2 separate regions of the Mus musculus genome follow, and region 2 is linked to region 1. Evidence: chromatin loops called from intact Hi-C (ENCODE). Cell type or tissue: gastrocnemius. All regions are shown on one strand. Links, peaks and the distances in the headings refer to the core of each region. The heading gives the core; the rest is flanking DNA.

The links. Hi-C counts contacts between places; a loop is a spot of excess contacts. Peaks named below come from ENCODE experiments on the same cell type or tissue, not always from the same donor. Only the 100,000 strongest peaks of a DNase experiment are listed, where the experiment ranks them.
Region 2: a loop joins it to region 1, with 5 times the contacts of the local background. A loop is called at or near these places in 1 of 42 quality-filtered maps.

The regions. Positions count from the first base shown.
Region 1 is chr11:72,203,421-72,208,788 of GRCm38, reverse strand. 4933427D14Rik (RIKEN cDNA 4933427D14 gene) reads left to right here and starts at 1,307. Exons shown (of 19, transcript NM_001361564.1): 1 at 1,307-1,593. It overlaps Txndc17 (thioredoxin domain containing 17), which reads right to left and starts at 1,235. Exons shown (of 4, transcript NM_026559.3): 1 at 1,021-1,235; 2 at 455-536; 3 at 1-59. The coding sequence starts at 1,165. In gastrocnemius, for the core only: a CTCF peak has its summit at 2,156; DNase peaks (open chromatin) are centred at 3,697, 3,996, 4,544, 5,179 and 5 more places; H3K4me3 peaks cover 2,512 bases; H3K27ac peaks cover 2,196 bases.
Region 2 is chr11:72,132,687-72,138,054 of GRCm38, reverse strand. It overlaps Pitpnm3 (PITPNM family member 3), which reads left to right and starts at 2,166. Exons shown (of 20, transcript NM_001024927.2): 1 at 2,166-2,401. The coding sequence starts at 2,380. In gastrocnemius, for the core only: no CTCF peak of the experiment used is centred there; DNase peaks (open chromatin) are centred at 2,386, 3,305 and 4,802; H3K4me3 peaks cover 2,506 bases; H3K27ac peaks cover 3,627 bases.

The DNA.
Region 1 (5,368 bases), core at 183-5,182:
GTGTAGGCACTGCGGTTATTTTCAGTTTTTGTCTGAAGTCATTATTTGGGTCTTTCCAGCTGTTCCAAAATGAAACAGATAATGAAAAATACTACTTGGTTCATTACAGTTTACTCAACAGTTGACTTATATATAATATACTTGTAACCACTGCTTTTGTTAACCTTTAAACATTTTGAGAACTGTAACTTATGTGTCACTTTCTGCAAAGTTTAAAGTGTGGCTAAGATAAAACAAATGTAAAGTCAATAGAGTTCTGAACTTATTCCAGACCCAATTCATTAATGATGATATGTGGTTGAACATAAACTGTAAATATGAATTCAGTAATTCTAATTGTTTAGCTTATCAGACAATACCTAAAACACAGAGCCTGACCAATTATCTGAGGTCCTTTTTACCCAGCTTTTTAATAATATAGTCCATGTCTGGAGATACGGTATACATGACTTACTAAGGTTTGTCTCCTACTTGGCAGTAGATGAACACACAGTCTTCGGTAACATGCTTCAGCCCCTCTCGAATGACTGGCTCAGCTTTTTAAAAGAGTTAAAAAGTAATTACACATCAACTGCGATAGCCCACGCCCTCCCGTCCCCAGTCTTAGACTTTAACCGGTTGTAAGATAGGATGTTAAAGTCGCGTGTCCTCTGGACTCGTGAATCACTTAAGTCCTAGTCCTGATTGTCTTTAAGACACAATCAGAAAACTCAGCATACATATATGATGACGGAAAGATCAACTCCTGAGTCTGGTCTTTTTTTTTTTTATGAGACACTAATCGTTTGGGGAACTGAGAATTTTAAAGAACCTGGTTCCAAGATCCGAATCCATGATAAAAATGAGGGTCATCCTTGGGTGGGGCAGTAAGGGCCTAACGAGAGACGGGGTACAGCTCAGGCGCTTCTGCGGGTCTGCAGGACCAAGATCCTCATCTCATCCCACTTTCTGACTTCAGCAGGGGCCTTCTTCCTAGCACTGCTGTGGCGCAGCAACCCCCAGTCCTGGTCCCAGCCTCACCTTCCACGCAGTCCGGACACCAGCTCTTCCCTTCGGTATCCTTAGAACCGCTGAAGTAGGCGAAAATGGTCTTGCCCTCATGCTCCTTCACTGCCTTGTCGAACTCCTCGAAGCCCAGCACGCTCACCTCCTCGAAGGTGGCCATGGGTACAACAGTGCGGAGAGGAGCACGGGAGGAGCCCTAGGGTCCTGCGCCCCCAAGGCGGGGCCCAAGTAAGGCGTGGACAAGGTTCCGGGTGGGCGGGGCCGCCGCAGCAGAGTGGTGCTACGGGAGCCTTGAATAGCCATAACTCCTTAGGGCCGTCCTTTTGGTCTGCTGGAGTTTCTTTTTGGCGCCAGTTTCCCTCAGACAACTAGACGCCTGACCTGGTCTGGTCCCCACCCTGGCTTCATGGACAGTGACGGCAAAGCCCGTCGCGGTACAACACCTTGATCCTCAAATGGCTCAGGAAGATCAACGGCTCCCAAACAGCCGCGCGCCTGTTGCCATGACGACTGGGCGAGAGGCCGGAAGCGAGGCCTAGCGTGGGGTCGCCTTACGATCTCTTGGTGGCCGCGCCGCGCCCAAACCAGGTGGGCTTGGGCCGGAGCTGGGGGAATTCTGGGAAACTGCATTAGACAGAGAGACAGTGAGAGACCTCGCCCCAGGCTTGCCTTGCAGCTCCGCCCCTCCTATTACCTTTCTATTTGTCAGACTTTAGGGGGGCCGGGGCCGGGGGCGGCGTCCGGGATCGGGCGGGGGTTTGGAGAGAGCTGGGAGGCAGAAAGGCAGCGAGGACTGGATCCGAGTGTTGTGAGTGCGTGTGCGGGGGAACAGATGCAAAGAGAGCGTGTCTGAGGTTGCATTGGGGAAAGGAATTGTCCAGGAGCTGCGACGCCGGCACGGGGGCCCTTGCCCGGGCTACGCAGGTGTACACTGGCAGCGAAGATGCCGGCTCATTGCATGAGGGCCCGCAGGTTGCGTCGGGGTGTTCGGCCTCTGTGGGCGAGGAGGTGGGGTGCAGGGTTATCCCGAGGCTATGGAGTAAGGCGCCGGGTGAGATCTTCAGTGCGGCGGATGCTCTGTGCAAACATAGGGTGGCTACAGAATGGTCAGCAGCCTTTAGAGAAGAGGACTGCGGAGCCCGCAGTCCCCGCTAGGGTGAACAGGGCCTTTGGGATACCTGGGACTGCAGGCTCGGTTGAGGCAGCAATGGACCCCAGGACAGTGTGGGTGAACGGGACTGTGGGCGAGCCCGAGGTGGTTGGGCCTGCTGGGTCTGTGTGGGTGACTGTATCTGGGGAGGAGGAGCTAGACAATAGGAGCTCTCCAAGCTGTGAGAGAAAAGGTCGTCCAGGAACACTTGGCCATGAGAGCATCCTGGAACTGTGGTTGAAGGTGCAGGCTATGAGGGTAGCGTCGGGATGCTGGGAAGGAAGCAGAGTGGAGCTCCATCCCGTTCCCGTGGGAGAGGGGCCGATCGAGAAGGGTATTCCTGGGCGAGCTTCCTGGGTAGAGACCAGCCGAGGTGGTGTCACCGGACCCTGGGTGAGAGGCAATACTAGGACATTCCCCCAGGCCTCAGGACTGCCCACAGCTAGGGGAATAGGGGCCGGTTGTGAGAGAGTCTCTATCCTTTGTAGGCAGGGACAAGCTGGGAAGACACCACCTCCTGTGGGTGGACCTGAGGTAGTAGAGAAGATAGACTGTGTTTCCTCTGGACCTTGGGAAAAAAGACAAACTGTGGTGGTGCCTGAGGCCATAGGATGGTCTCAGGTCTTGAAAAGGCCCAGAGCTGGAGAAGTGAGGGAATGTGAGGGTACCTCATGTCTCTGTGGGGGAGGGCAGTCAGGGCAGTTTTCTGGGGCTCTGGCAGAAGGAGCTGAATATGGGCATATGTTATGGGAAAGGGGGCTGATGGAAGGGGGCCCTGATGCCCTGCTGGTACTACCCAGGGCCATGGAAGATGGAACTACCTCCCACGGGGGCCCAGGGTTGTGGCAAAGGAGACAAGAGATGGAAGATATAGGTTCTAGGGGTATTCCTGGTCTAAGGACCATGGGACAGCTTGTAGGAGTGCCTTGTGCTAGAGAAGAGGAAGCTAGATGTGGAGGTGACCCGGGGTCATGGGGTGCAGCACAGGCTGTAGAATTGTGTGCTTCTGAGGAGCATGAGATAGGTTCTCGAGGTGCCCAGGGCCTGTGGGGTATAGAACAGGCAATGGGAGCACCCAGGGCTTTGGGGAAGGAGGCAGATGATGCAAGTATTCCAGGACTGTGGGGAAAAGGACAGTTGCCAGGTTTGCAGACAGTGGTGGTACCAGGAGGTAGGGAAGAAGAAACCAGCTATGACGTTTCAGGCCTGTGGGAGAGGCAGCAGTCGGCTCAGGAAGCTCCTCTGGCTGAGCCATTGCCGGGGCCGGTTATGGAGGAGACATACAATGGGAATCCTCTAAGCCTGTGGGAAAGGAGGCAGGTCATGAGGGAGCCGGAGGCTCAGGAGCCTGCAGCTTTAGGAATACATGGGGCTGTGGATCAGGATGTCAGATGTGGCGCTCTCTCCTGTCCGTGTGGAAGGAGGCGAGCTGTGGGATTGACGGAAGCAGTTGTGCCAAAGCACAGGTGGGCCACAGAAGGCGTACCCTCGGCTCTGGGTGTACCTGCTGCCTTGTGGGTGTGTCAGGAAAGCAGCTCTACAGACGGGGTGAACCTGCCGGGAAGAACTCAGGTTGCCTGCGCGAGACCTGTGGCTCCTGAGGAGTGCTCATCTGTGCTAGAGGATGCTGAACCTGGGGCTCTCCCATGTTCATGGGGAAGGAGACCGGCTATTGGGGTTCCCCTGGCTCCTGAAATACCTGGTTCTCTGAAGATAGAGGCTGGCTCCAGAAGTTTCTCAAACTTATCAGGAAGGAGACAGACTGTGGGTATACCTGTGACAGTAGGGGTATCACCAGCTGGTGTGGGCGTGGCTCTCAGGGGATCTGGTTGTGTGTGGGAGCACAGCTGTAGGAGAGCCTCAGACTCAGGAGGCAGGCCACCTACAAGGGTACCAGTGACTGTGGGGCTCCCCGAGTCCATGGGGGATGCGACACTCTCTGCGGGTGTACAGAGAAGACAGCCTGCTGTGATGCCTGTGGCTGCTAGAATTCCCACAGCCGTGGGAGAGACCACAGCTTCTGGGCTCTGTGGGCCTCATGGGGTAGTGGATAGAGGCTGTGGAGAAAGCTCGGGGATATGGCAAAGAAGACAAATGACCGAGGTACCCACTGCTGCCAGTGTCCCTGAACTTGAGAGGGAAGCAGGCTCTGAAGGTATCTCTGATCTGTGGAGGAGACACAGTGGAACAGTTCCCGAGGCAGGGAGGGAGGCTTTGCATCCGGGGAGGGTTCCCATGGTCAGACATGTCCCTGCACCAGTGTGGGTGGCTGGGCCCTCTGGGGAGGAGGCAGATGAAGGTGTCTCTGACCTGACAGTGGTTAGGAGACCGGCCACTGAGGGAGTAAGGTCATCAGGGGAGGAAACAGTGAGTAGAGGGAGCCTGGGACTTGTAGGGAGGGGCCAGGCTGTGGAAGTTTCTTACACCGGTGAGCTTGGTACCAGAATGTGGGTCAGTTCAAGATCTGCAGGGGAGGTAACAACCTATGAGAATCTTCCCAGAGTATCTGCAATGAGAACAACTGTGCCGGCAGTTTCAGGGGAGGAAATAGACATTGGCCATTTCAGAGATGATCTGCAGGGGAGTGGGAAGAGAGCTGTGGGAAGGATTCCTGAAGCTAGAGTGACAGTGGATGCTTTGGGAGAGATGGGGGAGGGTGGACTGAGGGGCACCTTCCAGTAGATACATAGAAAACAGTTGAAGATGTCCTGGGATTCTGGGAGGGAAGAGGCTGGGGAAAGGTTTGTCTTGGGCGTAGATGGAGGAACTGATGTATAGGGACCTCATGATTCCTGGAGAGATACTTTGTGGCAGACATCACAGGGTGTGTAGGGTAACAAATTGGGAGACTTTTGGAAAGATGGGGAATGCATTACAAGGAAAGGGCTATCCCAGGACTTTTTACAAGAGAGTGGTGTGGGTGGGTGTCCTTGGACTTGTGTGTGAATGTGTGTGTGATTGTTGACTTGAGGTGGACAGCCTCAACTCTGCAGCTCATTCTGTGGCTTCAGCTCCATCCCTGTGGTGCTGGCAGGCCATTGGCATTGCCTTCCTTGTGTGCCTCCATCTGCTTCTTGGATCATGTCTCTGTAGTCTTGGGAACGAGCAATCTTGTACAGCTGTCTTTATGTTCCTGCAAATGCATCTGCCTTTAAGAGGATCCAGTCTGTAAACTTTGGATTATTTTTTAAAAATTTAAGCTACTTTTTTTCC
Region 2 (5,368 bases), core at 188-5,187, 71 kb after region 1:
CTTTGCAAGTACCTATCTGCTTGGCACCTCACCTGTATGGTCCACCCACCCCTTCCCAAGGCCAGTAGTCTAGGATTTGGGATGGACAAACTCAGAGAGGAAAGTCTTAGGGGCTCCTATCACTAGTAAGCAGATATGTTTTCCTGGGTCTGTGTCCATGTGAATATGCACACAGATATTCATATACACATCTACTCATGTACATACATGCACACACACATACACACACACACACACACACACATACACACACATATATACACACACACATACACACACACACAGCTATGCCAGGAAACAGGACTGCTGTCAACCTGTGGTCACTGTTCCTGCTGAGAGCCACAACCTGGGGAGGTACTTAGGCCTAACTGTGTCCCTTCTGTGACAGGTTCATTATGTCTTCTGTAGTCAGTGGTGTCCACTGTCACTACTTATGGACCCACAGACCAGGTGGCCAAATGGAGACATTATACAAACTGCTAAGCTTCTGAAATTCCCAGAGCCTCAGGGAAGTGTAAGAAGGAGGAGACCCAGAGGGACAGAGCTCAGGCCTGAAATGGAATTCTGTAGGACAGTGAATTGTCTTAGCCTGTTTCCTCTGCATAAAGTGGGGTGACACAGTACACCCCAGAGGGTACATCCAGACTTAACAAAAGTTCACACAGAAAGCCACACAGACTGCAGTTCCAATATGGGGGAGCACTCCAGAGTTAGAGGTAGAAAGGTGGTATCCGTGCCCTCCCTGCTAGTAGCCAGTGGCCTGAGATGGTGAACAGCTTTGGATCCAGGACTTTGGGGCTTCTGAACTTCCATGTCTACAAGATGTGTTGCTGTCCCACTCTGGAGTCCTTGGGACTAAAGGGTTTTTTGAGAGGTGAGACAGTCATAGCTAAAACTAAGATGGAGAATCTTTGTCAAAGCATGCTAGCTAGCTGTCGTGAGTGAAGGCACGTTGTTCGGTCTGCACAGAGGACCCTAGGAAAGCCTGGTTTGGTAGATGAGGCATCAGAAAGCAGGGAGAGGTCCATGAGTAGGCGATACAGACTTCCTTTCGCTGAGGTGAAGAACTTTGTTGCTGCTAGCTCTGTGCAAAAGTTTCGGGAAGACTCTTGCCTGAGGCTGAGCCTTTGATAGACTAAAGAGGGAGTGTAAGGCTGATTAACCTGGATAGGCTGAAGGAGTCAAAGCCCAGAAATGGGTGTGTCCCGTAGAGGCCCCTTGTGTGCTTTGTTTCTATGGGGCAGTGGATGGGGCACTTAAGTCCTGGCTGGCCTAGGGGTGGAACTGTCTAGTGCCCAGTGTGGGTGCTTGGCTGCAGACTGTGGGAGAAAAACAGGCTTCAGGGAAGGCCCAACAGTCCTCTAAGGAGCCTAGCCCTCACCCTAACCGTCAGCAGGGAGGAAGTGGCCTCGCCTGGAACTGAGCTAGGGAGCCGACTGCTCTCTCCAGGACCCTACCTTCTAGGCCCCATCTAAAACGACTGACCATCTCCTGTGGATCCCCTGACTGCAGTGGGCAGAAACCACAATTTAAATGTCTCAGGAGGCCCGCTAATTAGAATGTCAGCACTTCTGTGAGAAAGTGTTAGGGGGACACACTGCTTTCTGCCAGGCTCCCCACAAACTCTGCTTAGCGTTTACTGGCAGGTGGGGTTTGCAGGTTTAACGGATCCTTTAGTGCTAAAGGACAAAAGCTTTCCTCTCTTGAGACTAGAGCAGATGCAGGCATCCAGCATCCCTGGAGTTGGGAGCTGATGGAGAAGTCCCCTCTCATCTCTGCGAGACTTCGTTCTAGGTTTCTCAGTCTCCTGGGTCCTGGTCTTCCTTGCTCTCCCTGTCCTCACAGACTCTAGCCAGCTCCGATTTCCTTGAATTTCTCTCTCTCCCAAGGGTGTTTCTGCCCTAGGAGCGCCTCTTTCTGGTGCCTTGTCTCAGGGTCACTGCGCCCCAGGCTCGCAGTCCATGTCTTCATCCCTGCCTGGCCCGCAGCGTCTCCGAGCTGTAATCCGGAGTCTGTCTACGTCTGTCTTTCAGCGAGGGTCGGGGTCTCAGTGGCCGCAATCAGTGGGCTGCGCCTCCCGCGCGCTGCGGTGGCCGCGCGGCTCCGGGCGGGGGTGCGGGCCCGCGGGGGCGGTGTCGGGCGCCTTCCGTCGTCAGTCCCTCCCCGGCGGCGCGGAGGGGGGGCGGCGCGGTCGCCGCTCGGCTCCTTTAAGGGAGCGGGAGGGAGCGGCGAGGCGGCGGCGGTTGCGGTGGAGGCGGCCGAGCGAGCGGGGCGGGGGCGCGGGGCGCGGCGCCCGGAGAGTCCGCTCCGGCCGAAGGCGCCGGGGCCCGGCCGGGAGCGAGCAGCGCCGGCAGCACAGCGGAGCCCGCCGCCCGGGACATGGCCAAGGCGGGCAGCGCAGGTGAGCGCGGCGCGGGGCGCTCGGCGGGTGGCGGGAGGGATCGCTCGGCCCAGGTGAGCCCCCCAACCAGGTGGGCGGAGGCACAGTGACCGCGGCGACCCGCCCGGACCCCGGGGCGTGCATAAGGGGCTCCGCGCGCCCTGCGTCCTTCCCGCGCCCCCAGTCACCTCGTGGGACACCGCATCCCGCTTGCCCCGCTGCACTGGGTCAGGTCCACGGCTCCTCAGTCCAGTCGGCAGTTCGGAGCTGTCGCTGCCCTCCGGGAGACCGGGGGAGTAGACCCCGGCACCGGAACCCAAAGGGGATGTCCCGCGGTCGCTGATCCATCCCACGCCCCAACAAACCAGGACGCGCCCCCTTGTCCTGTCACTCTCTATCTTGGATGCGACAGTCCCCCGCCCCTGCCACCAGCTGGGTTAAGAGACCCAGATTACTGGTCCCGTCGCTGGAGGGGTACACTATGGCTGGGGAGCCTCCCCGCCTCCCACCTGACCCAGAGGCAGAGCCTCAGGTGCCGGGCTAGGCAGGCGGGGCCTCTGTTGGGGTCCCATGGGCTCGGCTCTCCTGCAAGCTCAGAGCTGTAGCCCAAGGATCCCAGGGAGTAGGTGTTAGTCGTCCCTTCATTCATCCAGTCAGGCGTTCATTCACCAGCATCTGCTCTGATGTCAGGCCCTGTGAGTTGGTTAGGACCTGGAGGGGACCAGGTTTAGCCCCGGACTCCCCACTCTGTGCCCTGGACCCCTACAGTGCCCTAAAAGGCCAAGTTGAGGAAAGCCAGTGTTCATAGGGCTGGCCACAAATGGATGAGGCTGGTCTCAACAGTCCTGAGCTTGGGAGCTCTGGCGTGTGAGAATCTGCCATGAACTCACTCCCAGCCTGTGACGTTGGCAGGTGCCATGCCATCCCCGTGGGGCCTGGTGTGAACCCCACTTCTCCACCCATAGGCATGGCAAAGATGGAATGAACATGACCACCTGCCCGCACTCTAGATGTGAGTGCCATTGAACTGCCTGCGACCCTGGGACAGGTCCCAATCCTTGGCATGGACTGGCCTTGTGACTCAGGTGTGGCAGAGGAATCCTGTGAGGGAGAGGCTGTTTGTGTGAGACAGCATAAGCAAATGCATCTAAACACCCCCTTTCCCACTTCCCTCCCCTCCCCTCCCGAGGGAGGCACAGTGAGATGACACCAGGAGGCTGGAAAAGGCTCTCTGCTCCCTTCTTTCTCCTGCCTTGGTCCCTCCCCACCCCTGCTCTTCATAAAGGAAGAGCATGCGTCTCTGCTACCCATTCTACATGTGCTCATGTGTGAGCACAGGTCTGGACGTCCGGATCCAGGTCTCTTGCCAGGGCACCACAGTAGCAAGAGTAGTTAGAGAAATCTCTTCTTGACCTGTGTACCAGGTAACATACTTAAGCCCTTTACTGCCCCATGATTCTGAGAAGTAGGAAGGTACTCCCCTTTTAAAGCCCTTGGAAGCAAATAGCTCCCTGAAGATGGCTGGGAGGGTCTAGGTGAGCCTGGATGCAAGACCAAGGTTTTTTTTGGTTTTGTTTTGTTTTGCTTTTGTTTTTTTGGATGCTAAGGAATCTTTCTACTCCCCTCCTCATTCTGGGAGAAGGGCAGCCCCAGGTCCTATGAATTGGATTGTGGGTCTTTTGGTCCCTAGCTGAGATCCATGGGGAGAGTGCCCTGCAGAAGGTGAAGAAATGGCCAGGCCTCCCAAGACTGCTGCCTGGGGCTGCTCTACAACTTTTCCATTTCACAGTCTCAGTCCTTTCCCTCAGAGCAAGCCAGACTTCCCTCCTCTGTGACCACCTGCCTGGTGCCTCTCTGTCTCTTACTCAGCTGCCACCCCAAGGAGCTCTGCAGATGACCTCTGGCAAGATCTGACCACGCTTCTCAACTCTCCTGGGCAACGTGGCAGCCTGCAAATATCCCTTCTTTTCTTTAGCTACCTTAAACCCAGTGACTTAAGGATGCAGAGTATGGAGGAATGCCTGGCCTCTCTCATCAAGCACATTTACCTTGAATTATATAGCTTATATATAATTCAAGGCCAAGTTCTTCTATTCATAGCTGAGGAAACTGAGGCCCAAGAGAGAAAGATGGCAATTCAGTACCATACACAGACTAAAAGGCAGAAGGATCAGCCCTCCACCCTGAGAGGTGAGAGGAGACTAAAGGGAGGTTGTAGGAAATCTTGCCTGCGAGTGAGGGGGTCTGCTTCCTGATTTGTGTGGGATTTCCTCTGAAAACCGGCCAGTGGTCCGGCTACTTAAGGAGGAGATGGGCTTTGGGTCCTGGCGCTGTTGTAACCGATGCCAGGCTGTATACTCTACAGTTCCACCATCACGTCGTGGTGGTGAATGGTGGTGCTGGAGCGGCACGATGAACATCCTGAGCAGCCAGCCAAGGCTACAGCAGCTGTGCCAGGAAGGCAGTTCAAGGACTTTCATGTAGCTCGGAGAATCCAGGCACAAGAGAAAATGTAATCAGATCCCAGACAGGATGAGATTCATTTGCAGAGAGTGGATCCAACTTGATTATTACCAGCCTTCAAGCTTTGGGGCAATCTCAGCCACACAGAAATCAAAAGAGTTGACTGTCCCAATACTTGGAAAGGAAGAACGCTCCTTGGTCTTGTTCTGTGGACAAGAGAAGACAGGATGAAAACCAGAGGAGGGAGGAAGGAGAACAGAACTGGAACTCTATAAAGGAAATGATAATTCTCTGCATAGAGCCACCCATGGCCAGAGGAAGCAGCAGGTTGGAGCAGCGAAGGCTGGGTTCTCTAGCTGGATCTTCAAGGCTAGCAGAGTTTAGACAGAATGGTGGCAAGAGCCAGGCTGCCTGGTTCTGCAGAAGCTTAAGCAAAGGCTGGGGATATGGATAAAGGGGAGACAAGGGGCTGTGACAGAAAAATCCAGCTGGGCTGGGGTGCCAGGTTCCTAGAGGCTTGGTGCA